Linked DNA regions of Homo sapiens: region 1 is linked to region 2. Evidence: read pairs that join two places in POLR2A ChIA-PET (ENCODE). Cell type or tissue: Panc1. All regions are shown on one strand. Links, peaks and the distances in the headings refer to the core of each region. The heading gives the core; the rest is flanking DNA. Region 1 overlaps ROR1 (receptor tyrosine kinase like orphan receptor 1). Region 2 overlaps ROR1 (receptor tyrosine kinase like orphan receptor 1).

What was found. Peaks named below come from ENCODE experiments on the same cell type or tissue, not always from the same donor. Only the 100,000 strongest peaks of a DNase experiment are listed, where the experiment ranks them.
Region 1: POLR2A ChIA-PET joins it to region 2 with 5 read pairs; 4 of 35 experiments call an interaction of 5 or more read pairs at or near these places.

The regions. Positions count from the first base shown.
Region 1 is chr1:63,850,523-63,860,801 of GRCh38, forward strand. All of the region lies in intron 1 of ROR1 (receptor tyrosine kinase like orphan receptor 1), which reads left to right. Among named protein-coding and RNA genes, the nearest start is that of ROR1, 82 kb to the left of the region's middle. In Panc1, for the core only: no CTCF peak of the experiment used is centred there; no DNase peak of the experiment used is centred there.
Region 2 is chr1:63,924,539-63,934,817 of GRCh38, forward strand. All of the region lies in intron 1 of ROR1 (receptor tyrosine kinase like orphan receptor 1), which reads left to right. Among named protein-coding and RNA genes, the nearest start is that of ROR1, 160 kb to the left of the region's middle. In Panc1, for the core only: no CTCF peak of the experiment used is centred there; no DNase peak of the experiment used is centred there; H3K27ac peaks cover 614 bases.

The sequences.
Region 1 (10,279 bases), core at 2,068-6,067, 74 kb before region 2:
GATATTGGAAGTATTTTTAGATTTTGCTTATTCAACAGGTATGAGAAACTATCACAGTTTGGATGTATAAAGATATGTCAAGTTGAGTAAAGATGTTAGAGCAAAGACTGGAGATTTTTTTTTCCTTTTCCTCCTGTTCTAGCTGTATTGTTCTAGCTATATTATAGGGCAGATTTGAGTTTCTGCTTGGGTAGAATTATCCTCATCAAAGCCTACTTTGGCCCTAATTAGTTTGCTATACATCCATTGTACACAGAACACATTATGTACATTTCTAAGGAATTGAAGAGACAAAGTCCAAACTTATAGAACCTATGTTGGGGGTGCATAGCAGGAGATACTGGGGCCCAATTTACAGTAGGTTCATTGCACTGGCCAGTGAATTCAGGGACCTTGCTCTCTATATCAGCAGAGATTGCTGCCTGTGTGGTTTTTTGGTTTTTTGTTTTGTTTGCTTTTTGTTTGTTTGTTTGTTTGAGACAGAATCTTGCTCTGTCTCCAAGCTGGAGTGCAGTGGCACGATCTAGGCTCACTGCAACCTCCGTCTCCCGAGTTCAATCAATTGTCCTGCCTCAGCCTCCTGAGTAGCTGGGACTATAGGCGTGTGCCACCACGCCCAGCTATTTTTTGTATTTTTAGTAGAGACGGGGTTTCACCATGTTGGCCAGGATGGTCTCAATTTCTTGACCTGGTGATCCGCTAGCCTCGGCCTCCTAAAGTACTGGGATTACAGGCGTGAGCCACTGCGCCCGGCCGCTTTTTGGGTTTTAATGTCCATAAAATGAGAGATTGCATTAGTCATTCCTTCTTCAAGAGCAGATTTTCTTTTCTGCTTTCAAAATTCCATGCTTCTAAGTGGCGTTGACCCTTGGTGCTTTAAAACGTCTTAAAAATCACTGATACTTAATTGGTATTGAGAACAGAGGAACTTAATGCAGGAGCCACCACTAAGTGAAGAGCAGTTAAAAAATGCTAAGAAGTCACCTGCAAAATTCTAATCTAATTAAAATTATGTAAAAAAAGACCACCATCACTCATGTATAAAGATGACAGGGAAAAATTACAATGAATAGACTGTGGGTGATTATTCCCCTCATTGCCCTATTTTTCTGTTTTCCAAATCTTTTTTAATGGTCATGGAGTAATATTCTTGGAATAAAATAATAAGCATATGCAAACAATTATAAGCTCATTTGGTAGGAAAATAAGAATGTGATTTATACAAAACATGTGCTGGGCAAAGGGGAGAACACCTGTATATGAAAAATGATTTGTAATGATTTTGTAAATAATCCTATAATCCTTCCTTGGGTTAAGGGTTGGTGGATGATAAGTGTTTTTCTTTAGGTTTTGCTGCTGGAAAGATCCAGGGAAGATGGAAGACAAGTAGACTGGCATCTTACCTAAAAGCAGTGGCACAGCAGGTGGTAGAATAATTTGAGCTTCGCTCATTGGATTTTAAGACCAAAAGAAAAGGCAGAACTAAAGAGATTTTATTCATTAGGTCACGTAGATATTCCTATTCCAAAGGCATATGACAAATCCTTCAGAGTTGAAGTAATCATAATGCCTACAATATATTAAGCATTAAATATACATATATTTTTCAATTCTGGAATAGCTGTGAATGTGGGAATAACTGTACTGACTGACAGGGGAGAGATCAGATAGTTTAAGAAACTTGCCCCATATGCACAGCTCATCAGTGGTGCTGCCTGGACTCAGCCACCATCTGTTTCACTCTGCCGGGGCATACATGTATGTGTACCCTTGCCCTGGCAAACTCTTCCTTTTGTAGAGCTGAAAGCAGCCCCCTGCAACTTTCCTATGTATTTATTCTCATCCTGCCCTCCTGAGCACCCAGCCTTAGAAGTCTGCTCCCTCTTTCGCACAACAGCCTTTCTGATCTTCAAAGAGGGCTATTGTGTCCATTTCTCCACTTCTCCCCTCTTCGGTCTGTCATCTTGGAAAAGCTCAGAGAGGTGTTTTTATTCACAGATGCCTTGAGAAATTTCATGGTTTTTAGACTCATGCTGAGTTTGTCCAGATGTGCCAATATTTGTCTTATATGATACAAATTAATTGTCCAGAAGAGGAAGAAACCTTTGTAGACACTCACTAATGCAAACCAGTTCCTTTGAGTATTGATGGAAGGAAAAACACTAAAAAATGAAACAGATCATTTTCACTGGGAGAGTGTAGTTGTTGAATTCACATTCTACTTTTAGGACAAATCTGTAGCATGACAGTTCAGTCTTACCACATGTATTAACCATGGGAAACCTAGGGTGACATTTGCAATAGACTCCTGCTTTTCTGTAAGGACTTTATACAGATGGAGAAAGTATGATACTCTTACATTTTATTACCAAGTTCTGTGGCCCAGGGTTTACAGCATAAGGTGGCAAATAATTTAGCTCCACTCAGATTTGGAAGAGTAACTATTATTATTATAAGTAAGATTTAAACTTAGGGACAGGTACACACTCTTTAAGGAGAGTTCTAAGACTGAGATGTTGTATCATTATCAGTACCTGGCATAAATATATGTATCTGAGTTCTCTTTGAGAATCATAAGGGAAAAGATGTCTAATATGATTTAACCTCAAGACACTAACAATGATTACACCTATCCCCTGCTCCCAGCATCATAGTCACCAACTGTGGCAACAGCTGCTGCTAATGTTTTTTGAACTCCTGTGGTATGCCTGGTGATGTACTTTATATCAGCTAGTTCATTCTCAAAACTTGAGAACACACTACATATACCCTAGTAAGTACTATTGTTAGCCTCGTTTTATAGATGAAAAAACTGAGAGGTTAAGTATTCTGCCCAAGATCATATATAGGTTGGGTATCCCTAATCTGAGAATCCAAAACCCAAAATGCACCAAAATCTGAAACGTTTTGCATGCCAACATGATGCTCAAAGGTGCTCCTTGGAGCATTCAGATTTTGGATTTTTGGATTAGGAATGCTCAGCTGGTATAAACGCATATATTCCAGAATCTTGAAGACATCTGAAACATGTCTGATCTCAAGCATTTTGGGTAAGGGATACTCAACCTGTATCTTGTATATAGTAGAGTGAGAGTCTAGCTTATGCTTTGCTCTTATATCTTGTTTCTTTCTTCAGCAAAATAGTCTGTAAATTGAACATTAAACAGTGCACTGGGGACACAGTAAGGAATCTTTCATTACCAATGGAGCATGAATGAAAGTTTCCAAATATGAGGTTTCCTTAGTGAAACACTATTTTTAGGAAAAACTATTAAACCAAGGCTTATGATAAAGGATCATTCCACATCCAAATATACCTCTCCTGTATTAGCATAATTCTCTACTAAAATCACAGCTGAAATTCATTCACTCTAAGAGATGGATAAAAACCATACGGTTTCATGTAAAGATCACCAGCTTCCCAGAACTAGGATGATGGGAATTTTAACTAATGCTGCTGTGACTGTGGCCTAGCCTCTTACTCTTTCTGGATCTCAGTGGGCCCATCTGTAGAATGTGAGCATTGGCCTCTGTGATAATGAATGTTCCTTCTAGCTTTGTATATTGCATAGTGCATGACTGCTAGCTTCAGGAAAAATAAAACGTTTTCAATGGAAATATCAGATCACCAACCTGATTCCAATGAATTTTTTTTTATTCACTGAGGCTTTATGTCATATAAAAATATGTGACGTATTACTGCTCTGCTGCCCATCTATTTAAGGCATTCTTCAGTAGACTTGTCAGGGCTTATCTAAATCTTAGCACCACTTACGTGTGGCTGATTGCTTGGCAGGAGGAGGTTCCTGCATTTTCTTCCTCCTGTGTATTAGTGAATTGAAATCAAGGGAAAAACTGCTTGGCTTTCTGCTTCCTTCCATGGTAGGTAGACTTTTCTACATATTTTCCAACAGTTCTTTTTGACAGCCAAGTCTGGAAACAGGGCAGGATGGAGGTTTTACAAATAGGTGACAGTTGTTTGTCTCATGAATTTCTTCTATTTCCTTTCCCTAGTGGAGTTAACTGCCTCCTTCCTACAACAATCCGAACGTACTTCCATCACAGAGTATCTAGCAGTGTGAGCAATAGCCATTTCTCTCTTTTACCTCTTCTGGATTCTAAACCCATCATAGGTAGAGATAGAACATGTCTGTGCTTAGATAGTATCTGGCACATACAGATTGCTCACTTAATGGTGAATGAATGAATAAAGAAGAAAAAGTGATGAAAGAAGAAAAACTACAGTCGTCTCTTGGTATCTGTGGCACATTCGTTCCAGGACCCTGATGGATGCCAAAATCCTTGGATGCTCAAGTCTCTGATATAAAATGGCATAGTGTTTGCATCTAACCTACATACATTCTCCTGTATACTTTAAATTATCTCTAGGTTACTTATAATACCTAATATAATATAAATGCTATGTAAATAGTTGTTACACTGTATTTTAAAATTTGTATTATTTATTATTATTATTTATTTACTTATTTTTCCAAATATTTTTGATCTGTGGTTGATTGAATCCATGGGTGTGGAACCTGGGGATATGGAGGGCTGACTATATATACTAATGAACACTACTTTGGATTATATGAAAATACCCATTTATGAAATGGACAGTTCAAATGTTTCCTCTTTGACTGTTCTTAACCTGACCTCCCAACTTGAAGTAATCTGTTCCTCTCCTCTAAACAGTTATGTGTACTATGTGTTTGGTAATTAATTATGTACTGACTCATGACATTTGTTTCTGTTCTTATAATACTTTTTGATTTTCAAATACCTTATGACTTTGTTTTTTATTACAATTTGTTTTCCCATCAAGATTGTAAATTCTTGGAGGCAAGGGCAATTATTAAATACTATATTTGATACTTAATTCGCTCCTCTCCTTTGGGGGCTCCAGTTACATGTATATTAGGCCAGTTGAAGTTGTTCCTCAACTCACTGATTCTGTTTACTTTTTTAATTCCCTTTTTCCCTCTGTATCTTATTTTGGATAGTTTTGATTTTTGTGTTTTTGAGTTTACTAATATTTATCCTCTGCAATGTCTAATCTGATGTTAATCCCATCCAGAGTATTTTTCATCGCATACATTGTAGATTTCACCTCTAGAAGTTTGATGTAGCTCTTTTTTTTTTTTTGAGACGTAGTCTTGCTCTGTTGTCAGGCTGGAGTGCAGTGGTATGATCTCGGCTCACTGCAACCTCCGCCTCCCTGGTTCAAGTGATTCTCCTGCCTCAGCCTCCCAAGTAGCTGGGACTATAGGCGCATGCCACCACGCCCCACTAATTTTTTTTTTTTTCTGTATTTTTAGTAGAGACGGCGTTTCACCATGTCGGCCAGGATGGTCTTGATCTCTTGACCTCGTGACCCGCCCACCTCGGCCTCCCAAAGTGCTGGGATTACAGGTGTGAGCTACCACGCCCTGCTGATGTAGCTCTTTTTCATATCTTCAGTGTCTCCACTTACTTTTTGAACTTAGGGAATATAGTTATAATAACCATTTTAATGTTCTGTCTGCTAATTCTAACATCTGTGTCAGTTTTGATTGACTTTTTTTTTTTTCCTCCTCATCAGGGGTTATATTTCCCTGCTTTATGAATGCCTGGTAATTTTTGATTAGATGCCAGACATTGTGAATTTTCCTTGTTGGGTACTGGCTATTTTTGTATTCCTACAAATATTTTTGAACTTTGTTCTGGAATGTGTTTAAGTTGTTTAGAAGCAGTTTGATCCTTTTGGAAAGTCTTGCTTTGAAGATTTGGAAGACTGAAATAGTTGTACTTAGTCTATAACTAATTATTCTCCATGACAGTGAAAACACTCTTCTATGTGCTCTCCTCGTGGCGTGGGGAATCATGAGGTTTTCCAATCTGGAAATATCTTTTTGGATATTTCTTTCCCCAGTGCTGGGTAGTTGCCACACATGTATGCACTGATCAGCACTCTGCTGAATACTTGAGGGGGATTCTCTGTGGCTCTTTCTGCAGCTCTCTTTTCTCTGATACTTGGCCTTGCAAACTCTAGTTGCCTTGGTCTCCCTGGACTGTTAGCTCAATTCACTCAACTCAGGCAGTTCACTGAGCTCTGCCTGAGTTCTCCCTTTCCTCCAGACACCTTGAGCTGGAAATTCTCTCAGGCAGTAAGCTGGAGGACTCGTAGGATTCGTTTCATTTGCCTTCCTTCTTCCAGGGATCACTGCCCTTTACTGACTGTTATACCAGTCTTGACAATTATCCTGTTACTCCAACTTGGCCAGAAATGGAAGTGATACATTTTATTCTTTCTGTCTGAAATAATCCTCCATCCCCAATGTTTAAAAACTGCCATCCTTGACTCCATGTGACTGTGTTAGGAGCCCTTTCTCTGGTCTCTCATCATACCTGTGCTTACAGTAATTTAGTGCGGCACTCCTCTCCCTGCGTTGTTCTTGCATTTTTTTTTACCCTCTCTTTTCTCGTTAGATTTTGTTTCCTTGAGGACAGGGAATGTCTTTAATCTCGGGATTTCTAACACCTAACATAGACTCAGGTGTGTAACAGTTGCTCAATAAGTACTTGTTGAATGAATGAATTAATAAATAAATAGGATTCAATTTTCAAAGTATCTGTTGTTGAACAACTTTCAGAAGTTTTTTTTTTTTTTTACAGAAATGAGATTAGATATGCATCTTCATATATGCAATTGAAATCTCTCTTAAATTTCTAGATAATCAGTTGTTGTTGATGGCTTGGACATGGTTTTTACCTATTTATTTTTTGTAGCCTCTCCTTAGAAGGTGTTAATAAAAGCCACCTAGTTGATGCTTGAAACAACATGTGGAGGTAAAGGGACCAAGAATAGAATAGCCATATTCTATAAACAAACAAAATGAAGACTAACTTTTAGGTATCTGTTTTATGATGGACCCTCAGATGTGGTATATCCCAAGTCTGCCAGGAGGTTGTTCTTATCTGAAGTGCCTTTTCCATGTTGGATGTACTTAGATGCCTTTTATCCAGGTAGACTCAGATGGTCTGCAAATAGCTCTATGGATTTGGCATTGGAAAACCTCATGGTTCCCCAGGCATGGGGAGAGCACATAAAAGTGTTTTCTCTGTCATGGAGAATAAATAGCTGTGAGTCGTTGCATTCTTATCAACTGGAGACAATTGACAGTGGATATGTGCCACTAGAGTTATGGTCAAGTGCAAGTTCATACTATATTTGGATCTTTAAGAGTCGGTAGAATGAACCATATTTGGTAAGCCTCTGAAGACTGTCTTGCTCCATTTCCTCAGCAGCTCTTGGTTACCAAAGGTGACTCTGGAGCCCCACCTCCAAGTCCCCATCCTGCACAGTTGGCATGATGGAAATGGCTTGAGGTTCTTGTTCTTTCAGATTCAGTGTTTTCATCTGTGCAGTAGGATATAAGTAGGATAAGATGTAATTTGTCAGGTTGCTATGAGGAATAAATGAAGTAATAAATGTTAGTTGCCTATCACAGTTTCAGGCACATGGGAACCCTCTCCCCATTCCCCCAAACTTAATTGAAAAGATAGCCATCAGCCTCTGAAGTTGAATTGTGCTGAGTGGTTACTAACATTAAAGACATATGGAGTTATTGTATCTGTATCTTTCACTTATCAGCTTTTCCTTGAAGGTTTAATGTGTGTTCCTTTGCTTTTAGGCCCCATGTTTATTTTCCTGAAATGGTGTCTTCTTGACTTAAAGTACAATCTTTGCTTTTTTATTCTTTTTTCACTGCTCTTGCCTGGTGATCCTGTTGTTTAAAGACATCTCCATCCTTCCCTATCCTTTCCCTTTCAAATCTATGGCCCAGACTGGGGGTGGCTTTAACTAACAACAGCACTTTGCATTAGTTAAGTAGAGTGGAATTTCTCATTCTACCTCTCAGCTATTGATGAAACCTTTCCCTGATGCACAAATTAAGACTGGGTGTATTTTGCATATTTTCCTAGAATGACACAGTGATTCTGTGGCTAAACCAAGATTAGACCCTACCACTTTAAAAAATCTGACTTTTTGCTTAAAGTGTAAACTGTGTTGCTTCTAAAACTACTAGTTGAATTTAACTTTCAAGTGTACTTTGTATTTAAATCTGATGATAGTGTTGTTTTTCCTTTTGTCTTGTTTAGATGAGGGTATTTTCTTCACTTCCCTGACCCCTAGTGCCTCAGTGACCTAGGCAGCAAGTTTTTTGATGCTGTCCAGAATGCTAATTAAGATATTTATTCTCTTTGGCCCTATTGTTTATGATACTTGTAATTATGTCTATTAGATGGTAATCTCTGTTATCTCCCACTATACTAAGTGTACTACTCGGCACATAAAGAAATGTGTGAGTATGTGAATGTATACTCACATGTTTGAATAAATGTGAATAAATCAATATATTTATATAGTTACTGATTTAAATGTGTTCCGTCTTGGGATGTGAGATGGGATAATTGAATAAGAAATTAGCCTGTGTGTGTTAAGGTAGTCAAAGTTTTTATGGTACCTTTGTACAAACTGCCCCTTCTGTTGTGTGTGTGCTGACCCATGTCATGATGCTCAGCATGACTGGAGGAGTCCTGGTGTGTTTCTGTCCTCACTTGCTCCCTGGGTTGGGCGCCCCTCTGCAGGGTACAACCAACACAGTTGTATGAAGACCCTCTGACTTTCATTTTCTGGCTGGCTGGGGGTTTTGGTGTTGAGCGCTTTTAAGTAAGACAGTCACCTTATCCTACTCAATGTTTTCTTGAAGTGCAGGCCCTGTGAAGATGAAGATCCCCTCTTCTATTTTGGGGACACTTTTGTGATGCTTTTATCTGTCTCTCCAGAGTCTGATTTAATGAAAATATGTACCTCCCTCACCACATTCTGCAAAGCTTACTTGAGTTTTTAAAATTTAATAGTAAATATGTTAGTACATGTTGATTCTAGTGCCCAGCACATAGTTTCTGCTCAATACTTAGCTATAATTATTAGTTTATTTAAATTGCCTTAATCATTCATGCAATAAGCAAATGTCCCCCCTGTAGGCTGTTCTCCAGATCTGGGATACAGACATGGGTAAAGCTTGGAGCTTGTGTATAAGTAGCGGGGTCAGTCGCCTGCCAGTTCACTGGAGAGATGCCATGCTTGGAGGGTGGACTGACTGTAAGGCCCTCCCAGTTGTCAGACTCTAGGCTTCTAGTGTGCCCTCCCTCACTGTACAGCTGGTCAATGCATGGCACTAGAAAGTGCAAAGGCTTCAGTGTTGGATGAGTGTGGATTTGAATCCCAGCTGTGTTGTGGACTAGCTCTGAGCTTCAGTCTCTTCCTCTTAAAATGGGAATAATAGGGTAGTTGCAAAGTGTCATTGTTAATTAGGCCCTGGGCTAAGTTCTTTACTCCTGTGATTTTATGAAATCCTCAAACAGCCCTGTGAGGTGTGTCTTGTTAATATCTGTATTTTATAGATGAGGAGCCTGAGGCACAGAAGGGTGAAGAAACTGGCCTAAGTGGTAGAGCTTTTCACTGAACCCAGGCCTATTAGAGAGCAGAGGCCACATTCTTCACTGTTATGCAGTGTCATGCTATGTTATCTGTCCAGACATGTTACGATTCCTGGCACACAGGATCAGAGCAAATAGTAGCTATTATTCTTATTACTATTATTGTTCTAAAATTCAGGCCTTTCTTCACCACACTGACACTGAGTAATATATATTGTAGCTGTTCAATAAAACTTTATTGGATTTAATTGGTTATGAATTTTATGTGTGGGAAGGTGGTTAACTTTCCTATCTGTAAGGAGAAATGCTCAATAGAATATCTTAAAATGGGGGAAGTTATGAAAATATAAAATAACAACCAGAGAGGCAAACCAGTTTATGAGATTCTGTATTAGAAAGCTGGAAAGAAGTTTTTAATAAGAAGAATGGAGGCTGGGCGCAGTGGCTCACACCTGTAATCCCAGCACTTTGGGAGGCCGAGGTGGGCAGATCACGAGGTCAAGAGTTCGAGACCAGCCTGGCCAACACGGTAAAACCCCATCTCTACTAAAAATACACACACACACACACACACACACACACACACACACACACACATACACACACACAAAATAGCCAGGTGTGGTGGCACGAGCCTGTAATCCCAGCTACTCAAGAGGGTGAGGTAGGAGAATCGCTTGGACCTGGGAGGTGGAGGTTGCAGTGAGCAGAGATCGCACCACTGCACTCCAGCCTGGGCAACAGAGCAAGAGTCTGTCTCGGGGAAAAAAAAAAAAAAAAAAGAAGAAGAAGA
Region 2 (10,279 bases), core at 2,370-6,369:
ACCATCTCATACAGCCTACTGCCTCCCGATACTTTCATTCACTCGTTCAGTTATTTGAAAAGAGCTCACTGTGTGCTGCTCTATGTGCTGAACTCTGGGCTCATAGCAACTAACCATGAAAGACCTGGCTCTGCCTTTACCGAGCTTAAAGTTTGACAGTGAAGACTGGCACTGAGTGCAAGAATTTTCCATTGAAACAAGTATTTAACAAGAGAGCAGCACAGGAGGGCCTGGGAGCATTTTGTAGGAGGCCCTCTTCTGGAGGATCAGGGAGTCATCTCTAAAGGAGTGACATCTAATCTAAATCTGGAGAATGCCTGACCCTGTCCACATTTTCTCATCAGCCCTTGAGAACGGTGGAAGGTTTTGCGGATTGGACCAGCAAAGGGGATGCTTTTTTTTTTTTTTTTTTTTTTTTAAGAAAAAACTTCCTCCACCCAGATGACACCTTTTTCTTTCTTTATTTTTTATTTTTTATTTTTTTATTATTATACTTTAAGTTTTAGGGTACATGTGCACATTGTGCAGGTTAGTTACATATGTATACATGTGCCATGCTGGTGCGCTGCACCCACTAACTCATCATCTAGCATTAGGTATATCTCCCAATGCTATCCCTCCCCCTTCCCCCCACCCCACAACAGTCCCCAGAGTGTGATATTCCCCTTCCTGTGTCCATGTGATCTCATTGTTCAATTCTCACCTATGAGTGAGAATATGCGGTGTCTGGTTTTTTGTTCTTGCGATAGTTTACTGAGAATGATGATTTCCAATTTCATCCATGTCCCTACAAAGGACATGAACTCATCATTTTTTATGGCTGCATAGTATTCCATGGTGTATATGTGCCACATTTTCTTAATCCAGTCTATCATTGTTGGACATTTGGGTTGGTTCCAAGTTTTTGCTATCGTGAATAATGCCGCAATAAACATACGTGTGCATGTGTCTTTATAGCAGCATGATTTATAGTCCTTTGGGTATATACCCAGTAATGGGATGGCTGGGCCAAATGGTATTTCCAGTTCTAGATCCCTGAGGAATCGCCACACTGACTTCCACAATGGTTGAACTAGTTTACAGTCCCACCAACAGTGTAAAAGTTTTCCTATTTCTCCACATCCTCTCCAGCACCTGTTGTTTCCTGACTTTTTAATGATTGCCATTCTAACTGGTGTGAGATGGTATCTCATTGTGGTTTTGATTTGCATTTCTCTGATGGCCAGTGATGATGAGCATTTTTTCATGTGTTTTTTGGCTGCATAAATGTCTTCTTTTGAGAAGTGTCTGTTCATGTCCATCGCCCACTTTTTGATGGGGTTGTTTGTTTTTTTCTTGTAAATTTGTTTGAGTTCATTGTAGATTCTGGATATTAGCCCTTTGTCAGATGAGTAGGTTGCGAAAATTTTCTCCCATTCTGTAGGTTGCCTGTTCACTCTGATGGCAGTTTCTTTTGCTGTGCAGAAGCTCTTTAGTTTAATTAGATCCCATTTGTCAATTTTGTCTTTTGTTGCCATTGCTTTTGGTGTTTTAGACATGAAGTCCTTGTCCATGCCTAAGTCCTGAATGGTAATGCCTAGGTTTTCTTCTAGGGTTTTTATGGTTTTAGGTCTAACGTTTAAGTCTTTAATCCATCTTGAATTGATTTTTGTATAAGGTGTAAGGAAGGGATCCAGTTTCAGCTTTCTACATATGGCTAGCCAGTTTTCCCAGCACCATTTATTAAATAGGGAATCCTTTCCCCATTGCTTGTTTTTCTCAGGTTTGTCAAAGATCAGATAGTTGTAGATATGTGGCGTTATTTCTGAGGGCTCTGTTCTGTTCCATTGATCTATATCTCTGTTTTGGTACCAGTACCATGCTGTTACTGTAGCCTTGTAGTATAGTTTGAAGTCAGGTAGTGTGATGCCTCCAGCTTTGTTCTTTCAGCTTAGGATTGACTTGGCGATGCGGGCTCTTTTTTGGTTCCATATGAACTTTAAAGTAGTTTTTTCCAATTCTGTGAAGAAAGGCATTGGTAGCTTGATGGGGATGGCATTGAATCTGTAAATTACCTTGGGCAGTATGGCCATTTTCATGATATTGATTCTTCCTACCCATGAGCATGGAATGTTCTTCCATTTGTTTGTATCCTCTTTTATTTCCTTGAGCAGTGGTTTGTAGTTCTCCTTGAAGAGGTCCTTCACATCCCTTGTAAGTTGGATTCCTAGGTATTTTATTCTCTTTGAAGCAATTGTGAATGGGAGTTCAGTCATGATTTGGCTCTCTGTTTGTCTGTTGTTGATGTATAAGAATGCTTGTGATTTTTGTACATTGATTTTGTATCCTGAGACTTTGCTGAAGTTGCTTATCAGCTTAAGGAGATTTTGGGCTGAGACAATGGGGTTTTCTAGATATACAATCATGTCGTCTGCAAACAGGGACAATTTGACTTCCTCTTTTCCTAATTGAATACCCTTTATTTCCTTCTCCTGCCTGATTGCCCTGGCCAGAACTTCCAACACTATGTTGAATAGGAGTGGTGAGAGAGGGCATCCCTGTCTTGTGCCAGTTTTCAAAGGGAATGCTTCCAGTTTTTGTCCATTCAGTATGATATTGGCTGTGGTTTTGTCATAGATAGCTCTTATTATTTTGAAATACGTCCCATCAATACCTAATTTATTGAGAGTTTTTAGCATGAAGGGTTGTTGAATTTTGTCAAAGGCTTTTTCTGCATCTATTGAGATAATCATGTGGTTTTTGTCTTTGGCTCTGTTTATATGCTGGATTACATTTATTGATTTGCGTATATTGAACCAGCCTTGCATCCCAGGGATGAAGCCCACTTGATCATGGTGGATAAGCTTTTTGATGTGCTGCTGGATTTGTTTTGCCAGTATTTTATTGAGGATTTTTGCATCAATGTTCATCAAGGATATTGGTCTAAAATTCTCTTTTTTTGTTGTGTCTCTGCCTGGCTTTGGTATCAGAATGATGCTGGCCTCATAAAATGAGTTAGAGAGGATTCCCTCTTTTTCTTAAAAAAAAAAAAAAAATAGAGTAGCCTCTCTGAACTAGCAGCAGTCCTGGGGGGATGTTGATATCCTCATTTTAGACGAGGAACCTGTGGCTCATGGAAATAAGGTGAATTGTTCATATTCACACCACTAGTAATTGGTGGGTTAGGCCCATGTATCCATGACTCAAAGCCCCATCCCTTTTCAGACAACTAGAGGTGTACCCACTCCATTGCAATCATGAGGAATTTAAGTTTCAGGACATTCCATCTTGCTTCTTTTGTTTCCTCAACGACTAGGCCTGTTCTGGATTTTTAGGAGTTAAAATTTGGTTGATGCTCTTTTCAATCCTAACAAAATATCTCACTATCCATAGTCCTTTGCGATCCACTGACAAGTGAGAAACCAAAATGTAAGGGGTTCCCTTTTTTTTTTTTTTTTTGCCAGCCAGCCTAATGATTTGGCATGCTGGCAACTGCGTGGTTTTGAACCGTGAGGCTGCTCTGAGTACCTGCATCCTTGTCCTCATGGAAGTCACCAAAACCGTTTGTCAAATGGCCAATTCCATCTTATACAGGGAGTCGGGGAAATGCTCATGAAATTGATCTTGAAGCACTTGGCAATCGCAAGCTCCATAAGAATCCTGGGTAGGAGTAATTAACTTATTTTGGAGGACGGATTTACTTAGGAAAGCTCCAACTGCAATGAGGGTGGGCCCTTTTCTTGTTGCTCCTGGCATGTGCTCTTCTCCAAGTAACATTTGCAGCAGTCTGGGTGGTTTGTCTGCTTAGAGCCATCCAGAAAAGTTGGTGGGAAAAGCCAAGAGGCCATTGGCACTCAGAGACTGGGGTTGGCACCAGTCACAGTGAGAAGCATTACTTTTATTAGCAACTTAGTCATTTTACAGCAGGCGTGGCAGAAGTGCCTCCTATGCAGACGCAAGACGCTAATATGGTTATTAGGGTAAGAGGAGCAGATATGCCCAGTATCCCACAAAATTCTCAAATTATAAACATAGCACACCTTTCACTAATGTGGTGATAAGACTTAGCTTATATAGGCTTGCATCCTGAAAAACCTGCTCTCAGTCTCTCCTAGGTCATGGCTGTGGTGTTTGAATCCTAATTCTGCCATTACTAGCTGTGGGACTTTGTCATCACAAGACTAGCTTCCCTGTTCTCATCTGTAAAATAAGGATGTTAATGGCATCTACCTACTAGAATTGTTTCAAGGAATAAATGGGTTAATACAAATAAAGCTCTTAGAACAGTGCCTGGCACTTAGTGCTCAGTGAGTCCTTGGGATAACCCTCTAGAGAGGCCAAGATCTGGGCTGTGCTGCGGACTGCTCTTTACCTTATCCTAACAATGAAAGGACACAGTGTGCCCTCTGTCAGGCCCTGTTACAGGCCGAAGCTCATAAAAGTCAGAGGGAGAGGTTTGGAAATTTAACCCAGCTGGGGCATCCCAGATGAAAAGGATTAGTATTTAAAGAGCCGTTACAGTTTATACTAGCAAACACACAAATAGGCAGATTGACACTTCCTGCCTCAGGGATATGGGGCTTCCACCCTTTCCAGACTCCACAATCCGCTTTGCTGTGTGTTTTCTCTTTCTTCCCTTTTCTTGTTTAATATAATGTTTGCTTCCTTTGCCCATCAGTAAGCACTGAATATTGGACATCTATCCTGTAGAGGACTGGGATTGCTGGTGTGATAAGTCATGATTCCTGACCTTGGGGAATTTTGCAATGTTACAAGCAAGCTGGGAAATAGACACGTATGTGTGAGCATGTTTACCCTGGCCAAATCCCATTTATTCTTTAAATCCCATCTCAAATATCACCTCCCCTAGGAAGCTTTCCCAGAGTTCTCCTAGCAGAGTTTCAGTTCTCTCTCTCTCTCTCTCGGTTGCTTTCATAAAACTTTGCCTTTTACCTTATTGGAGATGTGATTGTCTGCTTCTCTGACTCACATATTAGATTAGGAGCCCCTTGAGGGCAGAGACCATGGAAAAGCAGCCTAGAGGGATGTTATATAGTTCTTATTTATCTCCATAGCTTCTAGTACTTGGGGATGCAGTGTATGCTTATTGGTCAAAATGGTAAATAAATGTAAATGGTAAATAATAATAGCTAACACTGAGTACCTCTTGAAAAGCAGTTCTTATTCCTTCTCTGCTGTAATGATAACTAACATTTACTAAAGGCTTTCTTTTGTTCAGTATGCTTTTTCCTTCAGTAGCTCATGTGATCATCCTGCCTTAGGAGGAAGTATAATTAACAGATTATAAATGAAGAGACTAGAGGCACAAGGAGGTTTTGGGTAACTCATGCTAGAATTCAGATCCAGCAATCTGGCCCAGAACCTGGTCTCTTAACAACTAGATTAATCTGCCTCTCACTGTGAGTCTGTAGACAGAGTGTTAGGACTTTTTTTTATTATTATTATTATTTAAGTTCTGGGATACATGTGCAGAACGTGCAGGTTTGTTACATAAGTATACACATGCCATGGTTGTTTGCTGCACCCATGAACCCGTCATCTACATTAGATATTTCTCCTAATGCTATCCCTCCTCTAGCCCCCCACCCGCTGACAGGCCCCAGTGTGTGATGTTCCCTTCCCTGAGTCCATGTGTTTTCATTGTTTAATGGGTTCTCCTCTCTCTTACTTTAAAGGCAGGGATTCCGGCTTATTGGACTCTGCTGTGAACTGACTAAAGTCATTATCTGTTCAACAGTGGTCAGGTTCTTTCTGGTGGGTTTGGGAACCACATTTCCTCCCCAGCAACCCAAGTTACAATGAAAGCAAGTCATAGGCTAAATTATTCACAAGTACAAGCATTTATTAGCCAGCAAGCATAAAAATCATCGTAAATCTCTTTTCTTTAGGCTCCAAGTAATTCCTTCTTTCTGTCCTTGAGCCCCATGAACCATCCTTGCATAAAAAATTCAGGATAAGACAAGCATAATATTCTGATATCAGGGTTGGCCAGTCTTCCAGCTGCATCAGGTGGTAGACTTACTGGGTGGGACACACAAGACCTTACAGAAGTTTGGACCTAGGTACGACTCCTCTTGTTCATGCTAGAGTGGAGATGCCCATATGATGTTGTAAGCCAATCATATTTCCTGACCATCGCTCATTTTATGAATGAAAAATTATTTCTAATGCCCCATATTAACTGATCCTCATTAATGACTCCTCAAATGCAGATTTAGATAGCAATATGTGAAGTGGTTACAGTTTCCTCCTTTATATTCTTACCAACTTCTATTCACATGTGTGAATTCCTAATTAGTGTACTTGAAATGTTAATAACTATGGCAGGGATGTAGGTCCCTATTTAGGCTACACAAATGTTAACTATCCATCCTCAGAGTTAGATTAAATTTAACTTAGAAACACACATGTTCATCTCAATATCAGTACTCAAGAGCTTTAAAGTAAATCACAGAAGGCCGGATGCAGTGGCTCAGCTTACGCCTGTGATCCCAACACCTGGGGAGGCCAAGAAAGGCGGATCAGTTGAGGTCAGGAGTTTGAGACCAGTCTGGTCAGCATAGCAAAACCCCATCTCCACTAAAAAGACAAAAATTAGCTGGGCATGGTGGTGGGTGCCTGTAATCCCAGCTACTCTGGAGGCTGAGGCACGAGAATCACTTGAACCTGGGAGGCGGAGGTTGCAGTGAGCCGAGATGGCGCTACCATACTCCAACCTGGGTGACAGAGTGAGACTCTGTCTCAAAACATAAAGTAAAATAAAGTAAATCACAGACAATATAAGCAGAAGTGCTTAGAGGTTGTGTAGAACAGTGGAAAGAGGTGTACGTAGCTCTGAGGTCAGACAAAATGGGTTCGAATCCCAGCTTCTCTGTGGCAGTGGGCCAGTGACCACATCTCAGAACCTCGAGTACAGTAGTCTTCCTTTATCCAAGGTTTTGCTTTCCAGGGTTTCAGTTACCCTCAGTCAACTGTGGTCCAAAAATATTAAATGGAAGATTCCAGAAATAAACAACTTCTAGGTTTAAAATTACATGCTGTCCCAAGTAGTATGGTGAAATCTCACGCCTTCCTGCTTAGTTCTGCCTGGGACCTGCATCCTTCCTTTGTCCTGCGTATCTAAGCTGTCTACAATTTCTAGAGCCTATTAGTCACTTCATAGCCATCTGGGTTATCAGATAGATCCTCACAGTGTATACTCATCTTGGTATCACAGTGCTTGTGTTTGAGTAACTCTTATTTTATTTAATAATGGCCTCAAAGTGCAAGAGTAGTGATGCTGGCATATTACTATGTTCTGTTTTATTATTAGTTATTATTGTTAATCTCTTACTGTTCCTAATTTATAAATGATACTTTATCACAGGTATGTGTGTATAGGGGAAAATTGTATATATAGGGTTCTGTACTATACATGATTTCAGGCATCCACTGGGGTCTAGGAACGTACCCCCTTTGGATGAGGGGAAACTGCTATACTCATATTATGTACTCATAATAATGCCTACCTTACATGCTTGCAGTGAGGATTAAATTAGATAATATTTATAAAGTACCTAGCTCAGGGGCTGGCACTGAGCCATCGAATACATAAAGCCAGTATTATTAACCTCAGTTACTGGCCTGTAGCAAGATGCTCAATAGACCTGAGGAGAATGAGTGAAGGGGAGGTTGCCTGGCATGGGAGGAAGAGGTGGAAAAGGTGCAGGGGTGATAGATAGGATTCTTGGCTGGCCTATGGGGGCCCCAGCTGAGTGGGAATGGAGAGGAAGTGGGTTGATGGAGTCCCATTGTGTGCAGAAAGAGGGGACCTCTGCTTGGGTGGAAAATGAGGAAAAAAGGCAGCACTCAGGTCTCGGCAAGAATAGCCCGGCCTCCCTTCCTTCAGCCCATCTTCTGAACTAGAAAAAGGCTGTTGGGTGCTGTATGAGAAGTGAGGCCTACCAATGAGAGTCATCATCATGTAAATTCTCTACCATCCTGGCTTGGTCGGTAGCATTTCTACTGCCCCCAAAGCCAAGGAAGAATGATGCCCCTGATGGTTCTTCCCATTTAGAAGGAACTGCAGTTTACACACATTACCTTACCTGATTCTCAGATGTCCTCAAGTGATGTTATCATGATCTATCATTATTTTCCCTGCTTTATAGAAGGGAAAACAGTCCCAGAGGAGGTAGGTGACTCCTTTAGCCAGTAAGTGACAGAGGCAGGATTTGAACCTGCATCCAGCTGATCCTGTTGCTCTTGCTGTAGAGGAGAGGCAGTGTATGGGTATTCTCCCAGCTTGCTTGGTATTCATTCCACTGATTTTTACCTGGAGCTTGAAGACTGGAACTGGGTGGTAGAATGGCAGGTGTAGGGCCAGAGCTGGTAGAGTGGGTGGTGACAGTTCTGAGCCTTCTTTGCCCACCTGTCTGACAGCCCTTTATCTCTGTAATAATTGCCAAGAGTCCTGAAAGATGCCTCTTCCCTTCCCAGTTGCAAGGCCTGAGATTGAGCCCAGGGATCTTGCCAGCCTTAATTGACTTGTGTTGAAAATTATAAGAACTGACCCTCTTTTTAATTTTCCCTAAATTAAACACTGTGGAGGGATCAAATGGAAAATGACCAAGAGTCCTGAGAAAGGATTATCCATCTGGCATCTGATGGAACTTGAGAGACAGGGCAGCATAGTAGTGGTGCCTGCTGCATCTTATAGCTGTGGGACCTTGGCCAAGCTTCTGGACCTTTCACAGTGCGTTTCATTTCCTTATATGTAAAACAGGGTTAATAATTCTGGCCTCAGATGGTTGTGACAGTCATTGAGATTCTCCATGTTACTTGCATGGTACTAGGCAGGAGCTTAATCAGTGTCCCTTTACATCCCCAGAAGTGGGCTTAAATAGCCCAGTAGGAGTATGAAACCCTCAATCAAATGTCTGGCATATAATAGGTGCTCAATAAGTATTTGCTGAATGAATAAGCATGGTTGCTTTGCTCTCTTTCGTAAGTTTTCTAACTCCATCGCAGAAGGGTTAAGAGACCATTAAGATCTTGCCATTTCTTGGGCAGAGATACTAACATTTATTGAACACCAACTGCTTTGTACGTTTTATCTAATTGCAACAATTCTGAAAATCTTTACTATGCCTGTAATTTAAATGAAGAAATTAGGGCCTTGAGAGGTTCAATGAGAAAACCAAGGTCACCCAGCTAATTGGTGAAGTTGGGATCTGTAGGCAGAGCTGTGACTATAAAGCCTGTGTTCCCACCAGCAAATGTCATGCAGTGTTGAACATACACATCCCAGGTGAGACATGCCCTCTGCCTGGACTGAACATACAAGACCCAGAGCAAGTTCCGCACCTTCGTGTCTGGATGTGGGGTCAGTACAGCTTCTGCACAATGAGCCACAGTGAATAAGGAAGTACAGAGAAGCAGGGTGAGGGCTGATGGGAGCACCAAGGCTTGGGAGCTGGGCTCTGTCTCAGATTTGGCCTCCAGCTAGCTGCTGCTTTGCAGGTGCAGGATTCAGTTTGGGTTGTTGGTGGTGGTGAGGAGGTATGTCAGGGAGAGCAATAAAGCAGTGATAAACATCCCTCATGGTAAATCCCCTATGGTGAACATAAGGGATTTGATGATAAGAACGAGGTCAAGATCCTGTAGGTGAACTCCACTGGTATGGACCTGGGTGGCCGGTATGGAGCAAGAGGCCTTGAGCTTCCCAGTAAGGGCCTGGCTCTGAGCTAGACCCCCCTGGTTTGAACCGAGCCATACCAGTCACCCTCTGTGTGACTTTGGACAAGAGACTTACACTCATTAAGGCTCAGTTTGCTCATCTGTTAGATGGGCATGATGCTGGTGACACCAACCTCATGGACTTGCTGTGTGGATCAAAATGGTATCAGACCCATACAATCTTCAGCATAGTACCTGGCTCCTGTAGTAAGCATATAACAAATATTAGGTGCTATCATTGACACAAAGGCCACATTTTACCCTCAACTTCATTTATTTCCTAAATGGATCCTGTGGGATGGTTTTGACAGATAAAACTGTTTACCAAATTCTTACCCCGTGACTTGGACTTGCAAGGACTGCAAGGCGGAATCTAATTTAACACTTATTTAAATTTAACAGAAAGAAAACATTTGGGTTGGCTTTGTCAGGGTTTCCTTTTTTTAAAAAAGTATATTTTACAATTTTGGCTTTTGAGATATCAGGGTCTTGAGGGACAGACAGCTTACGTCTAATGTCTGGGCCTGAGAAGATCCTGTAAGAGACAGGTCTGTGGGGTCAA